3 separate regions of the Homo sapiens genome follow, and regions 1 and 2 are each linked to region 3. Evidence: read pairs that join two places in POLR2A ChIA-PET (ENCODE). Cell type or tissue: Panc1. All regions are shown on one strand. Each heading gives the region's core, and the rest is flanking DNA. Links, peaks and the distances in the headings are about the cores only.

Evidence for each region. ChIA-PET counts read pairs that join two places held together with the same protein. Peaks named below come from ENCODE experiments on the same cell type or tissue, not always from the same donor. Only the 100,000 strongest peaks of a DNase experiment are listed, where the experiment ranks them.
Region 1: POLR2A ChIA-PET joins it to region 3 with 18 read pairs; 3 of 35 experiments call an interaction of 5 or more read pairs at or near these places.
Region 2: POLR2A ChIA-PET joins it to region 3 with 21 read pairs; 2 of 35 experiments call an interaction of 5 or more read pairs at or near these places.

The regions. Positions count from the first base shown.
Region 1 is chr1:45,711,140-45,718,716 of GRCh38, forward strand. It overlaps IPP (intracisternal A particle-promoted polypeptide), which reads right to left. Exons shown (of 9, transcript NM_005897.3): 7 at 5,756-5,878; 8 at 3,107-3,327. Among named protein-coding and RNA genes, the nearest start is that of TMEM69, 27 kb to the left of the region's middle. In Panc1, for the core only: no CTCF peak of the experiment used is centred there; no DNase peak of the experiment used is centred there.
Region 2 is chr1:45,833,157-45,840,733 of GRCh38, forward strand. The region is part of intron 3 of MAST2 (microtubule associated serine/threonine kinase 2); the gene reads left to right. Among named protein-coding and RNA genes, the nearest start is that of MAST2, 33 kb to the left of the region's middle. RefSeq lists an enhancer at 5,671-6,172. In Panc1, for the core only: no CTCF peak of the experiment used is centred there; no DNase peak of the experiment used is centred there.
Region 3 is chr1:46,220,529-46,227,860 of GRCh38, forward strand. LURAP1 (leucine rich adaptor protein 1) reads left to right here. Exons shown (of 2, transcript NM_001013615.3): 2 at 1-728. Among named protein-coding and RNA genes, the nearest start is that of LURAP1, 21 kb to the left of the region's middle. In Panc1, for the core only: a CTCF peak has its summit at 3,157 (motif pointing left); a DNase peak (open chromatin) is centred at 3,143; H3K27ac peaks cover 306 bases.

The DNA of each region.
Region 1 (7,577 bases), core at 1,333-6,332, 510 kb before region 3:
CCAGCCAACATGGTGAAACCCCATCTCTACTAAAATAGAAAAGAAAAAAAAAATTAGCCAGGCATGGTGGCGGGTGCTTGTAGTCCCAGCTACTCGGGAGGCTGAGGCAGGGAATTGCTTGAACCTGGGAGGCGGAGGTTGTAGTGAGCCAAGATCACGCCATTGCACTTCAGCCTGGCAACAGAGTGAAAACTCCGTCTCAAAACAAAAAACAAAAAAAACCAGACCACAACTATGTGCTGTCTAGAAGTGCAGTTTGTAAAGACACAGAAGTAGAAGGAAAGAAGAAGATAAAATATACCATGAAAACACTAATGAAAAGAAAGCTTAGAGGCTGGGTGCAATGGCTCACACCTGTAATCCTAGCACTTTGGGAGGCCAAGGTGGGCAGATCACTTGAGGTCAGGAGTTTGAGACCAGTCTGGCCAACACGGCAAAACCCCATCTCTACTAAAAATACAAAAAGTAGCTGGGTGTGGTGGCACATGCCTGTATTCCCAGCTACGTGGGTGGTTGAGGCACAAGAATCGCTTGAACCCAGGAGACAGAGGTTGCAGTGAGCTCTGATCATGCCACTGTACTCTAGCTTAGGCGTCAGAGTAAGACTCTGTCACAAAAAAAAAAAAAAAAGTAGACTTCAGTATAAAGAATATTACCAGAGATAAAAATCAAAGAATCCATTCATTAAGAAGACATAATAAACTTAATGGGTACGCATCTAATAATGGATCTTCAAAATATGTGAAGCTAAACCTGACAGAAATGAAAGGAGAAACAGACAAATCCATAATTATAGATGGACATTCCAACACTCCTTTTTTAAAAACTGACAGAACAATTGTGCAAGTAGGACAGACAAGGGAAGATCTGAATGACACTAAAAAACCAACTTGAGGCCAGGAGTGGTGGCTTACACCTGTAATTCCAGCACTTTGGAAGGCCGAGTCGGGTGGATTGCTTGAGGTCATGAGTTCGAGACCAGTCTGGCCAGCATGGTGAAACCCTGGCTCTACTAAAAAAATACAAAAATCAACCAGGCATGGTGGCGCGTGCCTGTAATCCCAGCTACTCGGGAGGCTGAGGCAGGAGAATCACTTGAACCTGGGAGGCCAAGTTTGCAGTGAGCTGAGCAGCCTGGTGACTGAGCAAGACGACGTCTAAAAAAAAAAAAAAAAGCAACCAACTTGACTTAATGGACATTAGAACACCACATTCAACAATAGCAGAATACAAATTCTTTTCAGATGTACATGACGTATTAATAAGACAGAAGCAATACAAAATATGTTTTCTGATTATAATAGAAATAAATTAGAAGTCAATAATAAAAGATTTATCTGGAAAATCCCCACATATTTTTAAATTAAATAATGTTGTTCTTACAACCCATTAGTCAAACAAGAAATTACCAGAAAAATTTAAAAAAGAAAAAAAAGGCCGGGCACGGTGGGCTCATGCCTGTAATCCCAGCACTTTGGGAGGCCGAGGCAGGAAGATCACGAGGTCAGGAGATCGAGACCATCCTGGCTAACATGGTGAAACCCTGTCTCTACTAAAAATACAACAAAAATTAGCCAGGCGTAGTGGCGGGCATCTGCAGTCCCAGCTACTGGAAGGCTGAGGCAGGAGAATGGCGTGAACCCAGGAGGCGGAGCTTGTAGTGAGCCCAGATCACACCACTGTACTCCAGCCTGGGTGACAGAGACTCTATCTCAAAAAAAAAAAGAAAAAAAAAAAAAATATATATATATATACACACCATCCGCCTTGGGCTCCCAAAGTGCTGGGTTTACAGGCATGTGCCACCACACCTGACCTAAAAAATATTTTAATATAAATGCCAACTAATTAAAAGGCAACATATCAAAATATGTGGGATGAAATTAAAGCAGTGCTTGAAGAGAATTTACAGTTTCTATTATAGAAAAAGGAAGGTCTAAAATCGATCATCTAAGCTTCCACTTTAAGAATCTAGAAAAAAAGAGCTGAGATTGTTGGGATTTGGGGAGCGCAGTGGCTCCGAAAGATCTGTAATGCCAGTGCTTTGGGATGCCAAGGCAGGAGAATCGCTTAAGACCAGGAGTTTGAGATCAGTCTGGGTTACATAGCGAGACCCTAACCATAGAAAAAAAAAAATTCAGCTGGGTGCAGTGGCTCATGCCTGTAATCCCAGCACTTTGGGAGGCTGAGGCGGGCGGATCACCTGAGGTAGGGAGTTCGAAACCAGCCTGACCAACATAGAGAAACCCCGTCTCCACTAAAAATATAAAACTAGCCAGGTATGGTGGCGCATGCCTGAAATCCCAGCTACTCAAGAGGTTGAGGCAGGAGAATTGCTTGAACCCAGGAGGCGGAGGTTGTGGTGAGGTGAGATGGTGCCACTGCACTCCAGCTTGGGCAACAAAAGAAAAACTCCGTCTCAAAAAAAAAAAATTACTCTTTTGAGAGAGGGTCTCTTGCTGTTACCGAGGCTGGAGCACAATGGCTTGATCACAGCTCACTGCAGCCTTGACCTCCTAGGCTCAAGTGATCCTCCCACCTCATCCCCCTGAGTAGCTAGAACCACAGGTGCATACCACCATGCCCAACTAATTTTGTTATTTATTATACAGTCTCACTATGCTGTTCACGCTGGTCTTGAACTCCTGGGCTCAAGCTATCCTCTCATCTTGGCTTCCCAAAGTGCTGGGATTACAGGCGTGGGCCACCACGCCTAGCAGTACAAAAAAAGTTTTTTTTTTAATTAACTTGGCAGGAGTTCAATGTTACAGTGAGCTATGATTATATCAGTGCACTCCAGCTGGGCAACAGAGCAAGACCCTGTCTCTTAAAAAATTAAAAAATAAATAAATAGTCTAGAAAAAGAAGAGCAAACTCAATCAAAAACAAATAGGAAAAATGGAAAAGTAAGAACAGAAATCAATAAAACAGAAAATTGACAATAGAAGAAAAGCAGTGACACCAAAAGTTTCTTCTTTGGAAAGAAAAAAGGGGAAAAAAATCCACGAATGATCAATATCATGAGTGAAAAAGAGTGCATCACCACAGATCTTACAGACATTAAAAGAATATCAGGATACTAAATATCTGAAATCATCCAACCTACCTCTTCAAAGGAATATTTTTCTACAGTATGAAGAGCATCTTGGGTCTCATTCCATCCTCCAACAGAATAGATGCAGTCATTGAGTGCAGCCACACCAAGATATGCTCTCCTGGTTCCCATTGGAGGAAGTGGAGACCAACGCTTAGAAAGTGGATCATAGACTTCAAAAGAACGAAGTTCTATTCCTTCATTGCTGATGCCCCCAATTACATAAATTAAACCTGGAAGTGGAATATTTTTGCTCAGATGCTACAGATAGTGAGATACAAATAATGATGAAAAGTAATGATTGTGATCTATGTTTCCAATGCCGATGCTATGTTTAATCTAGGGCTTACATTATTATTTAAGAGAGAAAATCAACTTTGTCAACTTTATCACCTCACTATTCAGCAAGTTGCAAAAAATTAGTGGAATTAATTTAAAATAGCATTGAGTTTTCAAATAACTTGAAATAATCTGTCAGCTAAGGATTTTCTATCTAATTGTCTGCTTGGTGATCTCAGGTTCCAGATCCACCCATAGATAAAACAGGAAAGGAACATGGATTTTTTTTTCCCTAAAAATGTCATGCACTTAAGCTGGGAATTACATGGCCCTCTTTAGTGACAGCCTATCTGTTGCTCAGATGGACATAAAGTAGGGAATTTAAATTTAAATAGTATATGGCTAAATTAAGATATCAGAATCAATTACTACAGTACACAGCTGGGTGTAGTGGTTCACAATCCCAGTACTTTGGGAGGACAGGGCAGGCGGATCACTTGAGCTTGAGACCAACCTGGGCAAAAAATACAAAATTAGCCAGGCATGGTGGTGTGTGCCTGCAGTCCCAGCTACTTAGGAGACTGAGGTGGGAGGATGGCTTGAGCGTGGGAGGCAGAGGTTACAGTGAGCCAAGATTGCACCACTGCACTCCAGCCTGGGCAACAGAGCCAGACCTTCTCTCAAAAAAAAAAAAAAAAAAAAATTACTACGGTAAAATATAATGTAATTTACATAAAATTTCCTTATAAACTCTGGCAATCTACAATTATTTTTGAATCTCTAGTGTTGTACTTCATCTTCTAAAGTGAGGAGTTACAAAGAATTATATTTTAAGAAATGTGGGCTAGGCCGGGCGCGGTGGCTCACGCCTGTAATCCCAGCACTTTAGGGGGCCAAGGTGGGCAGATGACGAGGTCAGGAGATTGTGATCATCCTGGCTAACACGGTGAAACCCCATCTCTACTAAAAATACAAAAAATTTGCCAGGTGTGGTGGTGGGCGCCTGTAGTCCCAGCTACTCAGGAGGCTGAGGCAGGAGAATGGTGTGAACCCGGGAGGCAGAGCTTGCACTGAGCCAAGATTGCACCACTGCACTCCAGCCTGGGCGACAGAGCGAGACTCCATCTCAAAAAAAAAAAAAGAAATGTGGGCTAAATATTAGTATAGTAAACTTGGGTTTTAGTTCCAGCCTTGCCAGTAACCAGCTATGAGAAAAGATAACTCACAACCTTCCTGATCTTCAGCTTCCTCATCTATAACTTAAAGAAGTTGACATAGATAAGTTCAAAGATCCCTTTCTAGCTAGCTCTATGATTTCAGATGGGATGATAAAAATAATAAATATAAAACAACTAGGAGACAATATCATATTAAACAGTAAGATATAGTCTGCACTGCATAATTTGCTAATGGAAATCAGAGAAGGTAACCACAGAGCAGAAAGAACTTTAGCAGGTTAGGCTGTCATACAACAATGGGAAAGTTGCTTTCTTCTCCACAGGTGCATAAAAATCAGCTCTCCAATCCTACACAGAGAATTAGGTTCTAGTTAAAACAGCTTACTACCTACCTCTCAAGAGTATAGTAGACAATTAAAATAATGTTTGTATACCACTTTAATATGCAACATAGAATCCTTTAAATCTGTCACAGGATTATATGTTATGTGAGCGGCATCACAATGTACTTTGTAGAAAAAAAACGCTAAAGAAGCCTATAGACCATGAAAATAATTTATTTTTATTTATTTTTTGAGATAGAGTCTCACTGTTACCCAGGCTGCAGTGCAGTGGCACCATCTCGCTCACTGCAACCTCTGCCTCCTGGGTTCAAGCAATTATCCTGCCTCAGCCTCCCTAGTAGTTGGGATTACAGGTGTGTAGTAACATGCCCAGCTAATTTTTGTATTTTTAGTAGAAATGAGGTTTCACCACGTTGGCCAGGATGGTCTCGAACTCCTAACCTCAGGTGATCCTCCTGCCTCAGCCTCCCAAAGTGCTGGGATTACAGGCATGAGCCACCACACCCAAAAACTGTTTCTGATACTCTCTCCCTACTTAGAAATATTTACTTAGATGTTCATGGGAGAGAAAAGACAATAACAGATAACACTTCAAATGTTTATTGTGCTAGTCAGATATTCCTGCTTACTTACAATTTTTAATTCTAGCCTTGTTTATTTCTGAAAAAATCAAATCAATTATTTTAGCAATACAGAAATAAAAGTCAATGATAGGAGGTAAAAAGCAGAACTTCTATGCTGCTAGTATCAGTCATTCAATACTAACAGACTTAAAATATACTTTTGTGAAAATAAGGCCTCAAACTCAAACAGTTTTTCAGAACTACATTTTGAGGAAAAATATTTTATAAAGTGATTACCTTGCATTTCACAGCACCCAAAGTAGTAGCGTGACACAGCCATGTTACCAACTACTTCCCATTTATTTTCATCAGGATCAAATCGTTCAATGGTGTTCCCTATCTCAGCTCCAACCCATCCACCTGTAATGAAATAGAAAAATGTTTGTTTCCGGGATAAAAGATTCTTATTTATGACAAAGACCTTAGAAAACATCTAAACCAAATACTTCATATTATAGATATCACATGAGCCAAAGAGGTTATCTGTTCCACGATCCCATGAAAAAGTTAGAATTTGACCATGAGTAGAACTCAGGTCCTTTGCATAACTGATGCTCTTTTGAGAAAAAAAAAAAAAAAAAAAAAAAGGAATTCAAGTCTTTTAACTCCCTATTTTTCACTAAAGACTAAAACAAAACAAAACAACAAAAGCCCCAAAACTTCAATATATTGCATGGAAAAGATGGTATTTTGCAAAACTACCTTTTGAAATTACTTCTGGCTATTTAGAATGTTTATCCTAATCAAGGCCAGCTCCAAACCTAATCAGAGTATACCGTGTATTTGGTGTAATTTCAGGAATTTCAAAAAGGCCCCTTATCCCCACAATAACATTTTCTTAACACTCTCCAATTCTTTTTTTTTTTGAGATGGAGTCTCACTGTGTCACCCAGGCTGGAGTGCAGTGGTGCAATCTCGGCTCAGGCTCAGTGCAAGCTCCACCTCCTGGGTTCATGCCATTCTCCTGCCTCAGCCTCCGGAGTAGCTGAGACTACAGGCGCCCACCACCACGCCCAGCTAATTTTGTTTGTATTTTTAGTAGAGACAGGGTTTCACCATGTTAGCCAAGTTGGTCTCGATCTCCTGACTTCATGATCCGCCCGCCTCAGCCTCCCAAAGTGCTGGGATTACAGGCGTAAGCCACCATGTCCAGCCAACACTCTCCAATTCTTAAAACTGAAAATATTATTTCCCACAATTAACTGAAAAATGCAGATACTTATGGAGGTAATAAAATATAATAGATTAAATTCACCTTAAGGTAACTGATATTTTTTCCACAATAGGTTTGGATGAGGGGAAGACACTGAGTTACAGTGAACTGAAGAAGGAGTGAGAAGGAGAAAATAGGGGAGGCTGAGAGCTACATCAACTTATAACTTTCCCTAGGAACAACCTTGATTGTAACATTTGTTACACAGATAATCAAAGTAGAATACCTTGCTCATAATCATTCACTACATATACAAGAATAAAAATAATATAGTACAGAACTTCCTTGTGATATATTTAATTTTTTGGTATGTGCTTTCTTATATTAGACATAATTAGGCCACTATGCAGGGTGGTAAAAATGTTATATGCTTAATTAAAATAATGAGATTTAACTACTCAGCTAAAGTACTTCACTGGATGTCTCATCTATATTTTATCTCCAGTAATACAATTTTGAGAATAAGAATTTAAAGAGCTGACAAGTGCATCTACAGCATACAGTAGCTCCAGAGATACCTGCAGAAGAATGTGTGTGACTAGCAGCTTGGTCAGCCAGCCAACTGGCCAGGCAGGCATCTACCATCTGCCCAAGAACTGATGCATCTGCCCAACAAGGCTCTGCCCTGCAGGTGCTCAGGTCCTCCTGTACCATCCCCCGCCTGAGTGCCTCCTTAGGATGGACAGCCCAGGAGCACCCCCTCCAATCCCTGACCAGCTGACCCCCACCTACACCTTCCCCTAAGACCTTGCCCAGCCTCCAGAGTATACAGATTAAAGCCAGTTGGTTTTTAAAAAAAGAATGTAAAGAGCTGAAAAGAGGGAAAGAACATCTCCAAAGTCATCA
Region 2 (7,577 bases), core at 1,551-6,550, 390 kb before region 3:
ATCATGTTTTGTTTAGCTGTTCATCAGTTGATTCATTTCCTTCATTCTTCACCTTCATTTTCTAATGTTTATTGAGAGGATTTATCTGAGGGCTTATTTTTCCCATATATGTAGAAATCATGATCCTAATTAGTGATTACCAGGGCATGTTCTAAAAAGGATCATACAATCGTATCATTATATGTGCCTAGGGATGGAGGAGAACTTAGGTGGAATATTGTTCAAGATTAGTTCTTCTTCTTCTTAAAAAAAAATTACATAGAGTGAAAATCTGTTGTTAACAGTGGGTTGTTTCTGCCTTTTGGCTATTATAAGTAATATTGCTATGAACATTCATGTACAAATTTTAATGTAGATATATGTTTTCATTCCTCGTGGATATATATCTAGGAGAGAAGTTGCTGAGTCATATGATAACTGTATTTAATCATTTGAAGAACTTTGATTTCTCTACATCCTTGCTATCCTGGTGGGTGGGAAGTGATATCTTGTGTCTTTGATATGCATTTCTCTAGTGACTCATGATGTTGAGCATCTTTCATGTGCTTACCGGACATTTGTTTGTCTTCTTTGAAGAAGTGTCTATTTGGATTATTGGCCATTTTTAAAATTGAATGTTTCTTTTATTGTAAGTTTGTAAAATAATTGTTTCTTTAGACCTGAATCCAATTTCTTCTCTTTCCCAGGGAACTGCTTTTTGTTTTCTCTTGTGCTTTTTTTTTTTCCTGAGCTACTTATTTACCTACTGTAACTTCAAGCTAGCTCTTCTCTTCCCATTCTCCCGCCTAAAGATTTTCAGTTGAATATTTTATGTTAGGTGGCACATTTGCTAGTTGGTATTAAATACCTATTTCTGCTTTGACCACCCATACTGGAATAAACCTCAGTGTCTACCCTGCTTCTGGCTGTGACATTTCTGAAAAATCTTAACTAGAATGTATTCTCTTTGGAGTAACGGCCGTCTATAGTACATGGACCCAGCCTCCAAAGAACTTTTGGGTTAGCAGAACAGGATTCACATATAATAGGACAACTATTTAAAAATAATAAAACATCACATTTAAATAAATATTGTATTGATTTTTATTTAAATAGTAACAAAAGGGGGCAAGAATTATACTAGTTATAATTATTGGAATGATAACTGGTAGGAGGTTAGACTTGACCAGAGTCTGGAGAATAGATAAGCAAAAGCCTTAAAGTTGCAAATATTTCCATTTTGAGGCCATCTAGATGATGTTTTTATGAAGAGATTTTTGGACTCTTCATTTTCTGATGTCTATTGAGAGGATTTCTCAGAGGACTTATTTTCCCCATATATGTAGGAACCATGATCCTAATTAGTGGTTCCCAGGGCATGTTCTAAAACAGATCGTAGAATCATATTATTTATTATATGTTCTTAGGGATGGAGTAAAACTTAGATAGCGTCTTGTTCAAGATTAGTTATTATTTGTATTCTTAAAATATATATACAGTTAAAATCTGTTGTTAAAAGTGGCATAGGAGAAAGACCCCTGCATTAGAAATCAGAAGACCAAGCTCTGATGCTGCTATGTGAATCTGAATAAACATACTGGAGCCTATGTTCTTCTCATCTGTAAAATGAGGTCAGTTCCTGCTTTGCTTTCTCCTGAGTATGTTAACTAGTATCTGCAGTTTTGATCTTTGCCTTCTGTATCTCTGATGTAAATCCACTTGGCTGTATCACCATTCTAAGACTCACCCTACCTGTCTACTGTCTTTCCATCCGCCCAAGCCAGTTCTTCCTTGTTCATTCCCTGTCTTTTTTTTTTTCCATAATTGAAATTTTATTGGTAGTGTTGAGGATCAGTACACAGACATTTCCATTTGTACACAGTTCTTAACATATCTACTGGAAATCTAAAAAGCCATGTATTGTATTTGTTTTTTAAACAGTTATTCCAGTGACTTTCCAGCTTAAAATTTGGAGGCAAATTTTCCTTAGGAGGCCATCAAGTATCCTAAGGAAAATACCAGTATTGTCAAGTGTTACATACATCCTACCAATCTACCAGTTCACAAGTTAGTAGTATATATACTACATACTCAAATTTTCAATCTTTCGCATCACATTAACAAAGTTATCAGGAAAGTAAGACTACTTTGACTACAGATGTTACAGAGTGCACACAGTTCTGACAGGGAGAGCCATGATCAAGGAGTGATTTTCGTTAGAAAACAATTCTACTAAAAAACAGTGTGAGAATAGAAGTAATCTAAAATGTTCAAGTCATGATTACCAATAACCATTCTAACATGATACTGTGATTATAGCAAACTGCTATAATCTTAAACTGAATTGGGAATATTTCTAACCAGAACAAAAGATGTGATATTCTGTTGAACATTTTATCATCAGTTCTCATGTTGAATATGATGTCATTTTGGGTGCCATATTATTATTGAATTTTGTTGAGATGAGATTTTCAGATAACATAAAATTAACCATTTTAAAGTGTACATTTTAGTGGCATTTCATGCATTCACAATGTGTGCAGCCATCACCTTTATCAAGTTTTAAGACATGTTCACCACCATCCCCTGCAAAAAAAATCCTCTACCCATTAAACAGTCATTATTCATTCCACCCTCATTCTAGCTAGGGCAACCACTAATCTGCTTTTTGTCTCTGTGGATTTACCTATTCTAATATTTCATATAAATGGAATCATAAAATATGTGCCCTTTTGTGCCTGGCTTTTTTCACTTAGCCCAATGCTTTCAAGATTTTTCTGCATTATAGCATGTATCAATACTTTATTCCTTTTTTATGGCTGAATAAGATTCTGTTGTATGGGTAAACCACACTTTTATCCGTTTGTCTGCTGATAGACATTTGAGTTGTTTCCACCTTTTAGCCATTGTGAATAGTACTGCTGTATTTGTGTACATGAATTTGTTTTGAATACTTGTTTTCTGTATTTTGGGTATGTACCTAAGAGTAGATTTGTTGGATGATACAGTAATTCTTTGTTTAACTTTTTGAAGAACTACCACACTTTTGGTTTGCTACACCATTTTATATTCTTCCCAGAAATATATGAGGGTTCCAGTTTCACTGCATCCTTGCCAGTACTTTTCTGTGTTTTTGATTATAGCCATCATAGTGGGTGTCAAGTGGTGTCTTATTGTGGCTTTGATTAGTATTATATTTTAATAATATTTTAGAACTGTCTGTTGAGGTCACATGGAGTATGCTGTTAAAGGAAATAACAAAACTCCAAGACTTTTCTTAGAACCTAGAACCTTTTCTCATCATTAAAAAGATTCTTATTTTAATTTATATTATTTTAGTTGAAAAGTAATCCCATCATTCTTAATTTATTTTTCCTTAATTTTCACGAGTTCAAAGAGGAAAAACCCATAGACGTTTGTTTTACCTACTTCAGTATTATAAAGAGATTCCAAATTCAGCACTTCCCCTTTCAGTATTACCTTTCTGCTGCTGTAGTTTTGCATTTTCTACTGTGAAAGGTGGAGATATCTATATCTATATGTCAGTTGGCTTTATTGAGGTATAATTTACATAGAATAAAATTCACCCGTTTTAAGTGTTCAGTTTGATGACTTTTGGCAGATGTATACAGTTGTGTCACCACCACCACAATTATGATATAGTTATATAAGAATTATGGTATAGAACAGAACAGCATTCCCCAACCTTTTTGGCACCAGGGACGGGTTTCATGGAAGACAGTTTTTCCACAGATGGGTGGAGGGGGGATGGGAGGTGGTTTCAGGATGAAACTGTTCCACCTCAGATCATCAGGCATTAGCTAGATTCTCATGAGGAGCGTGCAACCTAGATCCCTCGTATGCGCAGTTCACAATAGGGTTCATGCCCCTACGAGAATCTAATGCTGTGCTGCTGATCTGACAGGAGACGGAGTTCAGGCGGTAATGCTCACCCTCATACAGCTCATCTCCTGCCATGTGGCCTGGTCCCTAACAGGCCATGGACCTGGTATAGAATATATAATGCTCACCCTCATACAGCTCATCTCCTGCCATGTGGCCTGGTCCCTAACAGGCCATGGACCTGGTATAGAATATATCTGCCACCCCAAGTTCGCTTGTGTCCCTTTGCTGTCTGTTCTCTCTCCCCAGGCCCAGCCTTTGGCAACTACTGATGTGCTTTTTGTCACTGTGGTTTTGCCTTTTCCAGAATTTCATAGGAATGGAATCATACAGTATATAGTCTTTTGTGTCTTTTTTCACTTAGCATAATCCTCCTGAGATTCATCCATGTTGTTTTGAGTATCAATAGTTTGTTCCTCTTTATTGCTGAAAAGTGTTCCATTGGCATGGGTATATAGACTTTTCCATTCCCTAGTTAATGACCATATGGGTTGTTTCCAGTTTTTGCCTGTTAGAGAGAGAGCTGCTGTGAAAGTTCATATAAGTTTTTTTGTTTTTGTTTTGGTGTGGAATATGCTTTATTTCTCTCGGGTAAATACCTAGGAATGAAACTGGTGGAATGTATATTTACCAGTGTAAATTTATCTTTATAAGAAACTGCCAACCTGTTTTCTAAAGTGGCTATACCATTTTTGCATTTCCACCAGCAGTTGCTCCACATCTTATCAGTACTAGGTATTATCATATATTTTTTTTTGAGATGGAGTTTCACTCTTGTTGCCCAGGCTAAAGTGCCGTGGCACAATCTCGGCTCATTGCAACTTCCACCTCCCGGGTTCAAGCCATTCTCCTCCCTCAGCCTCTCAAGTAGCTGAAATTACAGGCGCACGCCACCACGCCCAGCTGATTTTCGTATTTTTAGTAGAGGTGGGGTTTCGCCGTGTTGGTCAAGCTTGTCTCGAACTCCTGACCTCAGGGGATCCACCCGCCTCAGCCTCCCAAAGTGCTGGGATTACAGGTGTGAGCCACCGCACCCGGCTATCATTTTTTAAATTTTAGCCATACTAGTGGATGTGTGGGAGTTTCTCATTGTGGTTTTAATTTTAATTTGCATTTCTCTAATGACTAATGAGATTGAACATATTTTTATGTGCTTATTTGCCAATTATATATATTCTTTTTTTTTTTTTTTTTTTTTTGAGATGGAGTCTCGGTCTGTTGCCCACGCTGGAGCGCAGTGGCATGATCTTGGCTCACTGCAACCTCCGCCTCCTGGGTTCAAGCACTTCTTTTGCCTTACCCTCCTGAGTAGCTGGGATTACAGGCATGCACCACCATGCCTGGCTAATTTTCTCTGTATTTTTAATAGAGACGGGGTTTTGCCATGTTGGCCAGGCTCTTCTTGAACTCCTGACCTCAGGTGATCCACCCGCCTAGGCTTTCCAAAGTGCTGGGATTACAGGTGTCAGCCAATGCGCCCAGTCAGCTATTTTTATATATATACATTCTATGATCAAATGTCTGTTCAAAACTTTTGTCTATTTAAAAAAAAATTTTTTTTGTCTTATTGAGTTTCAGGAATCTTCGTATATTCTGAATACAAGTTATATATCAAATATATGCCTTCTAAACATATTCTCCCTGTCTGTGACTTACATTTTCATTTTCTTATCAGTTTTACACAAATATTTATATACGAAAAATGTGGAAATCAGTTGTATCCCTCTATACTAACAATGAGTAATTAGAAATCAAAACTTAAAAATCAGGACTGTTTGCAATAGTTTAAAATATGAACTACTTGAAGATAAATTCCAGAAACCATTTTGGAAGACCAGTACATTGAAAACTACAAAACATTACTGAGACAAATTAAAGAAGACCTAAATGAATGGAGAGATACAACATTTTTGTGTATTGGAAGACTCATATCTTTTCTTTTTTTTTTCCTTTGAGACAGGGTCTCACTCTGTCATCCAGGCTGGAGTATAGGGGTGTGATCTTGGCTCACTGCGACCTCCGCCTCCTGGGCTCCAGTGATCCTCCCATGTCAGCCTCCCAAGTGGCTGGGACTACAGGCACCATCACAAATTTTTTTTTTTTTTTTTGAGACGGAGTCTCGCTCTGTTTGCCAGGCTAGAGTGCAATGGCATGGTCTCAGCTCACTGCGACCTCCGCCTCCCGGGTTCAAGTGATTCTGCTGCCTCAGCCTCCCCAGTAGCTGGGATTACAGGTGCCTGCCACCATGCCTGGCTAGTTTTTGGTATTTTTAGTAGGGATGGGGTTTCACCATGTTGGCCAGGCTGGTCTCAAACTCCTGACCTCGTGATCTGCCCGCCTCAGCCTCCCAAAGTGCTGAGATCACAGGCGTGAGCCACCACGCCCAGCAACATCTGGCTGATTTTTGTATTTTTTGTAGAGATGGGGTTTCGCCATGTTGCCCAGGCTGGTCTTGGACTCCTGTACTCAAGCAATCCTCCTGCCCTGGCCTCCCGAAATGCTGGCTTACAGGCATGAACCACCTGGTGCCCAGTCTAGGAAGACTCATATCATGAAGATGTAAATTTTCTCCATTAAGCTATAGATTTAATGCAGTCCCGATCAAAACCCAGGTAGTATTTTTCAGAAAATATCAAGCTGATTTCAAATGTGTATTGAAATGTAAAGGACCTAGAATAACCAAAACAATATTAAAAAGAAGACCAAAGTTAGAGGAATCAAACTTATTTTATGACTTTGTATAAAGGAACAGTAATCGGGTCAGTGTGATTATTGGTATAAGGATAGATATATAGATCACTGGAACCAAATAGACAAATTTGCCAAGGCAATTTAATGGGGGAAAAGGTAGTCTTCATAACAAATGGTGTTGAAACAATTCACACAAAAATATCAACCTCTATACTTACCTCATGCTGTACAAAAATTAACTTGAAGTGGGTAATTGAACAAATGTAAGAGCTTAAATCATAAAATGTGTAGAGGAAAACGAGAAAATTTTTGTGATTTTAGGTGGGGCAAAGGTTTCTTGGAGTAAAAAAAGCTTAACCTATAAAAGGAAAAAAATTGGCTTTTATCAGAAAGAAAAATTTTTGCTCTTCAGTATTTATTTTTAATGGAATGAAGACAAATTGAAGTGTATCTACAAGGGGGTGGAATGATGAGTAAAACTTGTGTTAAAGAGTTATTAACAGATTTTGTTGTCTGTTTGGATTTTAATACATATCACTACCTTCTACCTTTGGAGGTAGAAATCTAGAAGTCATAATGAATGTTCTTTGCATGCAACTCCTGTGGGTTTACCCGTTAATTTATACTTTTTTCATTTCTACTCAAGAAAATATATTTGAATGAAATCATTGTGAATGCCTTCTACTTTACAAAAGTAAATACAAACTCAGGCTGTACACCTGTGTTCCACATCCTACTCCTGCCACTTAGTAATCATATGACCCTCTACAAGTCACTGAACCTCTTTAAGCCTCTGTTTTCTCATCTTTAAAATCAAAATAATATTAAGACTTCGCTCATGCAGTTTTTAGGATGAAATGAGACAATCCATTTAAAATAGCATAGTGCCAGATTTATAGTTAAATTTAGAGGCAGCCAAAAGCTACCTCCCTACATAGTGAACTATAACCTAATTTAATATATAAACTACCTGCAACCTAACCTAAGAGTATACTCTTGTAACA
Region 3 (7,332 bases), core at 38-5,037:
AAGCGATCCTCCTATTTCAGCCTCCCCCATAGTTAGGACCACAGGCATGCACCACCATGCCCAGCTAATTGTTTATTTATTTATTTTTTTTTTGTAGAGATAGGGTTTCCCTGTGTTGCCCAGGCTGGTCTCAAACTCCTGGGCTCAAGGGATCCTCCCGCCTCAGCCTCCCAAAGTGCTGGGATTATGCCCAGCCCCTAGAGATACTTCTATAGAGATATTGACTCTAAAGGATTGACCTATGGCTTTTGGTATTTAGTATCTCTCACTACTCCCCCCAGCTAAGTAAGGATTTAAGGAATTTAGGACTCCCTGGAGTTAACAGATGAAGAGATGGGGGCATAATTACTTCACCCAAAGTCTAGAAGCCTTGGCCTCTCTCTTGGCCAAGATGGAGGATTGAGGAGGGACATGGACCTTCAGGACTAACCCTCTATGGATTGGCCCTCCCAGAAGCGTTTGGGCTGGTAGACCCACCCCTTCCTACCTGCTGAGTGATGTCATTTCCTGCCAGGATGGGTAGCCCTTTGTACGGGTCCTTGGATGGTAGTAGGTCATATAGGGGCATCTGAGCCCCTGCTGCTAAGTGAGATCACATTATTTATCGTCCATACCATTACTTCTTGTGAACAGTAACATGTCACTCCTCCTGGCAGGAAAGTTTCTCATTGTCAGATGTTTGTGCTTCTTTTCAGGTCTTACTTTTTAAATAGAGTGTTCTCATTTTATCCTAGGGGATCTCACTTCCTCTGTGGCTCCATCCCTGCATCCCTGTCTGGGCCAGCACTCCTGACTGCTTTTAGGGAGAGAAGCTTTCAGGGGCCTCCATTTATTTCTCTCAAGTCTGTTTGGCTCACCCTGCCATGGTCCCCTGTCTTACCCTGTCCCTGTGTTGCCCCTATTCCTGTATTCCATTTTTTTGTTTTGTTTTGTTGTTTTTTTTGAGATAGGGTGACAGGGTCTCCCTCTGTTGCCCAGGCTGGAGTGCAGTAGTGCTCACTGCAGGCTCGACCTCCTGGACTCAAATGATCCTCCTTCCTCAGCCTCCCAAGGAGCTAAGACTACAGGCATGCATCACCATGCCTGGCTAATTTTTGTATTTTTTTCCAGAGACAGGGTTTCACCATGTTGCCTAGGGTGCACTTGAACTCCTGGGCTCAAGCAGTCCTTCCGCCTCAGCCTCTTAAATTACTGAGATTACAGGCATGAGCTGCTGTGTCTGGCCCTATTCCTGTATTCTGACTCCATATCTCCCTTCCAGGAGGTTCAGCTTCTGTGTGTCCATGCCTTTTCAGTTTCTCCAGGCCTTTTATATGCAAATGAGTCCTGGCCTCCTCTGCCCTTTGTTGATGGGAGCCAGGGAGAGAGAACCTCAAGGTCTCAGAGCTCTGGGGGTGTACCAGAATCTTGGATAGGGGAGGTGTCATCCTTTCTGACTTTGTGACTGCCCTTCCCCCACCCTGTCCCCAGCCTTCCACCATTTGGTCACAAGGATGCCTGCCTGAGGTCGGGACACAAGGAATCTCCTTGTCTAGGCTGCAGCGTGGGGGCGTGGCAGGGAAAGACAGAAGCTCTTTGGTCCCGGGGCCCCATCCTGGAAAAGGAGAGGGAGCAAGGGAAAGGCCTGTTTACTTCCTCCCTTAGAGCAAGCCCTGACTCCCGGAAACTGAGGAGAGAGCAGAGCCTGGGTCTCTGAGCCTGGGTCCCAGAGCCCTGCCGAATTACAAATTATATCATAGAAGGAATTCAGGGAAGCTGCCAACCTGGGGCTCAGAGGGGACGGTCCCAGAGATGGGGACAAGAGCTGTGGCTGGTGTCAGAGAATGAATTCTTAGAGATTAACCCTTTGAACTCTGGGGTAACTGCTCCATATGTTAGTCCCTGCCTTTCCTGGGCCTTGAAACTGGGATACTAGAAGGAAAAAGATGGAAAAGGATGTCAGATGACTTTGGCTGTTCACTGCATCCTCCTGCAAAAGAGGCGTCCTCCTCAAATCCTGGAATAACTCGTGCCATTTCTCTATTTTGTATTCTGTGTTGGGGAAGGGAAGGAAGCCAAATTGATCATCTCTGCTTCCCTAAATTCCTCAAGTCTCATTTTGAAACTCCCACCCCGGTCCTTCTGGAGCAATATTCAGTCCATGGCTTGTCCCTAAACACCCTCTCTTCCCCTCCCACCCCCTCAAATGATTGAAATGTCCAAAGTATATTCTCAGCTTCTTCCACTGCTCACAAGACCTCTCCATACCACTCCTATGGTCTTGGGACTCCTGACTTCCCCTCAGACTGGGAATTTGAATCTCCTATTCCAGTCCCTACTCTGTAGTCATTTTGTAGTGTGCCCTCGGTTAATTACCCTTCCTGTTTTTTTTTGTTTGTTTGTTTTGTTTTGTGTTTTGTTTTGTTTTTGAGATGGAGTCTCGCTCTGTCATCCACGCTGGAGTGCAGTGACGCGATCTCGGCTCACTGCAACCTCTGCCTTCCGGGTTCAAGCGATTCTCCTGTCTCAGCCTCCTAAATGGCTGGTATTACAGACGTGCACCACCATGCCTGGCTAATTTTTGTATTTTTAGTAGAGACGAGGTTTTGCCATGTTGACCAGGTTGGTCTTGAACTCCTGACCTCAAGTGATCCGCCCATCTCAGCCTTCCAAAGTGCTGGGATTACAGGTGTGAGCCACCTGCCTGGCCTGTTGTTTTATTTTTAAGACAGGGTCTCACTCTGTCGCCCAGGCGGGAGCGCAGTGGTGCGATCTCGGGTCACTGCAGCCTCTGCCTACTGGGCTGAAGTGATCCTCCTCAGCCTCCTAAGTAGCTGCGACTACAGGCACGCATCACCATGCCCGGGTTACTTTTTGTATTTTTTCTAGAGACAGGGTTTTGTCATGTTGCCTAGGCTGGTCTCAAACTCCTGGGCTCAAACAATCCTCCCACCTCAGCGTCCCAAAGTGCTGAGATTACAGGCCTGAGCCACCATGCCCAGCCTTTATTTCTTTTTTTTTTCTCTTCAGCAACATTGTTCATGGAATTATACCCTTCTTGGAAGACACTGTATAGTATTCTTATTTGAGGTTCACTTGTTCAGTCTACACACTTATGAGCTGAAGAGGTTGCCCGCCCTCTTGTGGCCATTATGCACCACTGCTGGAGTTGCTGTGTGGAACCTCCAAGCTCAAATAAAACATGGCCTTCTAAAGACCAGCCCCCGTCAGTGCGCAGAAAGGCTAGTGAGTCAGACCTAAAGAGGGCATAGACTTGCCCAGCATCACCCATTGTAAAGTTGTGGCGACGTCCAGGTCAGAAAACCCAGATCACAAGCCCACATGCCCACAGCTCCATCACCTGGCCAGTCAACACCACTGAAGCCCAAAGGGACTGAAAGCAATTTTGCCCCTGTTACAATGTTTGCGTTCTCACCTCTTCCTAAAGAGGCAGCTTAGTCTTTAGAGGAAGAGCTGCAGGAAAGAAAACCCTGGGCCTGGACTGGATGAAGGGGTGAAGGATGCACTAGTCTGGATCACAGATAGGAGGAAAAATCAATCCTGGACCCACCATTTTTCTGGGAAGGAGGGCTAGTAGCTCCAGACATCATAGGAACAGAGCTCAGCATTTCAGACCTGGAGGTTAGAAGCAGAGGTGGGGGTGGGGAGCTGTGAAATTAGGAAACTTAGATGGGTCTTGCAGAAGTAGGTGTGGCTCCACAGGTCAGGGAATTACGGGTCAATTGGATAGCACCTGAGAGTGTTGTGGGGCTGGAAAGCTGGGGTGAGTGAGGCTGCCTGGGTATTCCGCTTAGGTCTAGGCATCCTGGCTGAATACCTTAGATTTCAGTTCACCACCAGAGAAGCCCGGAAACTCCAGTAAACACATATCTTTGGTCCCTTCTACCTGCCTCTAACTTGGCTGGTTGAGGCTCAGCTTCTCTCTAACTAGACTTTTCTGGCTTATAGGGTACAGCTGTTTGGGAGCTCAAAGAAGGAGAAGGTAAGAAAAAGGGCAGAAATGCAGAGAGAGGAGAGGATGGGATGAAAACGGGGTGTGGAAAATATCAGAGGGCGCATACTGCCCTCAAGTGCACTGGGGGCTTTTGTCCGGGGTCAGAGTAAAGACAAAGAAGAGGCTGCTCATGAAAGCTGCAGAAACAGTGCCTGGGGGGATAAGCGGGGGCGGTGCTGGCTGAGACAAGAGACCATGGGAGTGGGCATTGTAAAGACCTGCATTTATTTATTTTATTTATTTATTTATTTATTTTGAGACAGGGTCTCACTCTGTCGCCCAGACTGGAGCGCAGTGGCATGATCTCGGCTCACCGCAACCTCCGCCTACCAGGCTCGAGCGATTCTCCTGCCTCAGCCTCCTGAGTGGCTGGGACTACAGGCACACGCCACTACCACCCAGCTAATTTCTGTATTTCTAGTAGAGATGGGGTTTCACCATGTTGGCCAGGCTGGTCTCAAACTCCTAACCTCAAGTGATTCACTCGCCTCGGTCTCTCAAAGTGCTAGGATTACAGGCTTGAGCCACCATGCCCGGCTGAGGCCTGCATTTAGGATGGAGGCATTGAGGTTGAGCACTGAGCTAACTGGAAGCTCAGTGACAGCTTCAGTGAGAAATGCTTGAGAGTTGTAGCAGACACAAGCTCATTGTGTGTATGGTGCCAGGCACACACTGGGTGTTCCGTGACACCTGTTCAGTGAATGGAAGAATGAATATGTGTAAGCCCACAAGGAGATGTGACTGAAAAAAAAAGTTGCTAATTTACAAATTAGATAATTGAAAATATTTTTAAATTTACTTTTTAGCAATCCTATAAACAGTGCATTGTTAACAATAGTCTTACTTATAAATTTGCTCAAGGTCAGTTAAGTAACAAATGAGCTGTAATAACCCAGATCAACCTGACTGCAGGGGCTTCCAGGAAGCCTCCTCTGATTCCCTACCCATGCCATACACTCACTTAGACCCTACTCTCCTAGGAGAACAGATTAGTGCTGCCCAGAAGCTGGGGCAGGACATTAGTTTCCTATTGTCACTGTAATGAATTACCACAAAGTGGCTCAAAAAACAAAATTATTATGTTACAGTTCAGAAGTCCAAAATCAGCTTCACCAGGCTAAAGTCAAAGTGTTGACAGGTCTACACTCCTTCCGTGGGCTCCAGGGAAGAATGTTTCCTTGCTTTTTCCAGCTTCTAGATGCTGCTTGCAGTGCTTGATTCGTGGCTCTTTTCACCATCTTCAAAGCCAGCAGCAGAGCATCTTCTCTCCTCTCTAACCTCTGTTTCCATCCCTACATCTCTCTAATTCTACTGCCTCTCACTTGTAAGGATTACATTGGGTCTACTGGGATAATTCAGTATCATCTTCCCATTGGCAAGATCCTTAATTAAATCCTGCCTTCAAAGTCCCTTTTACCATTTAAGATAAAATGTTCACAGGTTAAGCAGCTGGTGAGTGTCTGTAGTCCCAGCTACTCAGGGGGCTGAGGCTGGAGGATCACTTGAGCCCAGGAGTTCAGGCCAGCCTGGGCAATATAGTAAGACTCTTCTCTTAAAAGAAAATTTATATTTATCCTCAGGTCCTGGGGATTAGGAATTGGACATCTTTGGGAGAGGGGCTTTTAGCCTGACACAGGCAGGGTGGAAAGTGGGCAGGAGGATGCACCCAGGCCCAGAATGAACCTCTGTGCTTTGTCCAGCCTCCCCTAGCCTGGAATGAGAGGTGGTACCAAGGCGGAGGTGGCAGGTCCAGACCCCATGTCTAGAGAATGTCAAATGCCTCCTGTACCATCACCACCAGGGAGAGCCAAAGATGAAGATCAGGCTTAGGAGAAAGCCTCAGTTTAGGAATCGTTTTAGACCTGAGACCTTCCTGGTAACCACAGTGGAGGATTCCTCAACACTGTCTCCTCTCCAGAACCATTCTGTGCTCCTATTCCCCAAGGCTGAAGATAATTATATTCCCAGTGAACTAACCTGGGTTCTCTCTGGAAAGGGCAGATTGATTAGTTGTCTTCTTTTTAAATTGTTATTTTTAATTATTTAATAGTTAAACCATGCTTCTCATAGCATAGTGAATTCCATCACCAGGCCCCTTTCTTATTTTATTTTCTTCTTTTTTAAAAAAATTTTAGACTGGGCACGGTGGCTCATGCCTGTAATCCCAGCACTTTGGGAGGCCGAGGAAGGTGGATCACCTGAGGTCGGGAGTTCGAGACCAGCCTGGCCAACATGGTGAAACCCCATCTCTACTAAAAATACAAAAATTATCTGGGCATGGTGGCGCATGCCTGTAGTCCCAGCTGCTCAGGAGGCTGAGGCAAGAGAATTGCTTGAACCCAGGAGGCAGAGGTTGCAGTGAACCGAGATCATGCCACTGCACTCCAGCCTGGGCGACAGAGCGAGACTCCGTGTCAAAAAAAAAAATTATTATTTTTTTAAGAGACTGGGTCTCACTGTCACCCAGGCTGGAGGACAGTGATGTGATCTTGGCTCACTGTAACTTTGACCTCCTGGGCTCAAGCAATGCTCCCACCTCAGCCTTCTGAGTAGGACTACAAGTGCACACGAGCATGTCCAGCTAATTAAAAAAAAATTTTTTTTAGAGATTGGGTCTTACTGTGTTGCTCAGCCTGGTCTTGAACTCCTGGCCTTGAGAAGTCTTCCTGCATCAGCCTCCCATAGTGCTGGGATTACAGGTGTGAGCCACTGTGCCTGGCCTCTTCTTTTGATCCCTCATCCCTATTCTCATTCCTCTCCCTGTGTCAGTATATGTTTGGATATGTATGTATCTTTGAAAATATATGTAATTATGTGCCTATGTGTTTTAATATATATAAATGGTATACTTTTATGGTAAGCCAACTTCTGTAATGAATTGCTCCCATATTTCAGTGATTTAACACCACAGATTTATTTTTAACTTATTCTACATGGCACGGGTGTTTCTGGTTGGACAGCTCTCCTCCACTGTCCACTCCAGCTCCCAGGCTTCTTTTATTTTCAGATGGTGATAGCCTCATCCCAGCATCATAAAGTTTCCGGTCAATTTTTCACCAAGTTGTTTTACTATCCGTTGATTATCATTTTATGAATTGCTTGTTTCACTAGGGATTACAGAATGGTGATTTTCTAAGGCTATTAATTTTTCCTCATTTATTAGCTCTAATTCTGTACAGAAAACCTTTTTCACATCCTCTAGGACCATTTGATTACTCCGAAATAAAATTCATACCAGAATGGCAAGATAAATGCTTAAATCTCTTCCCTTACCGTTTTCAAAGTAGTTATGTCCTAACAACTTCTAATGGTGTTCAATGATTTTTTTGTTTCACTCT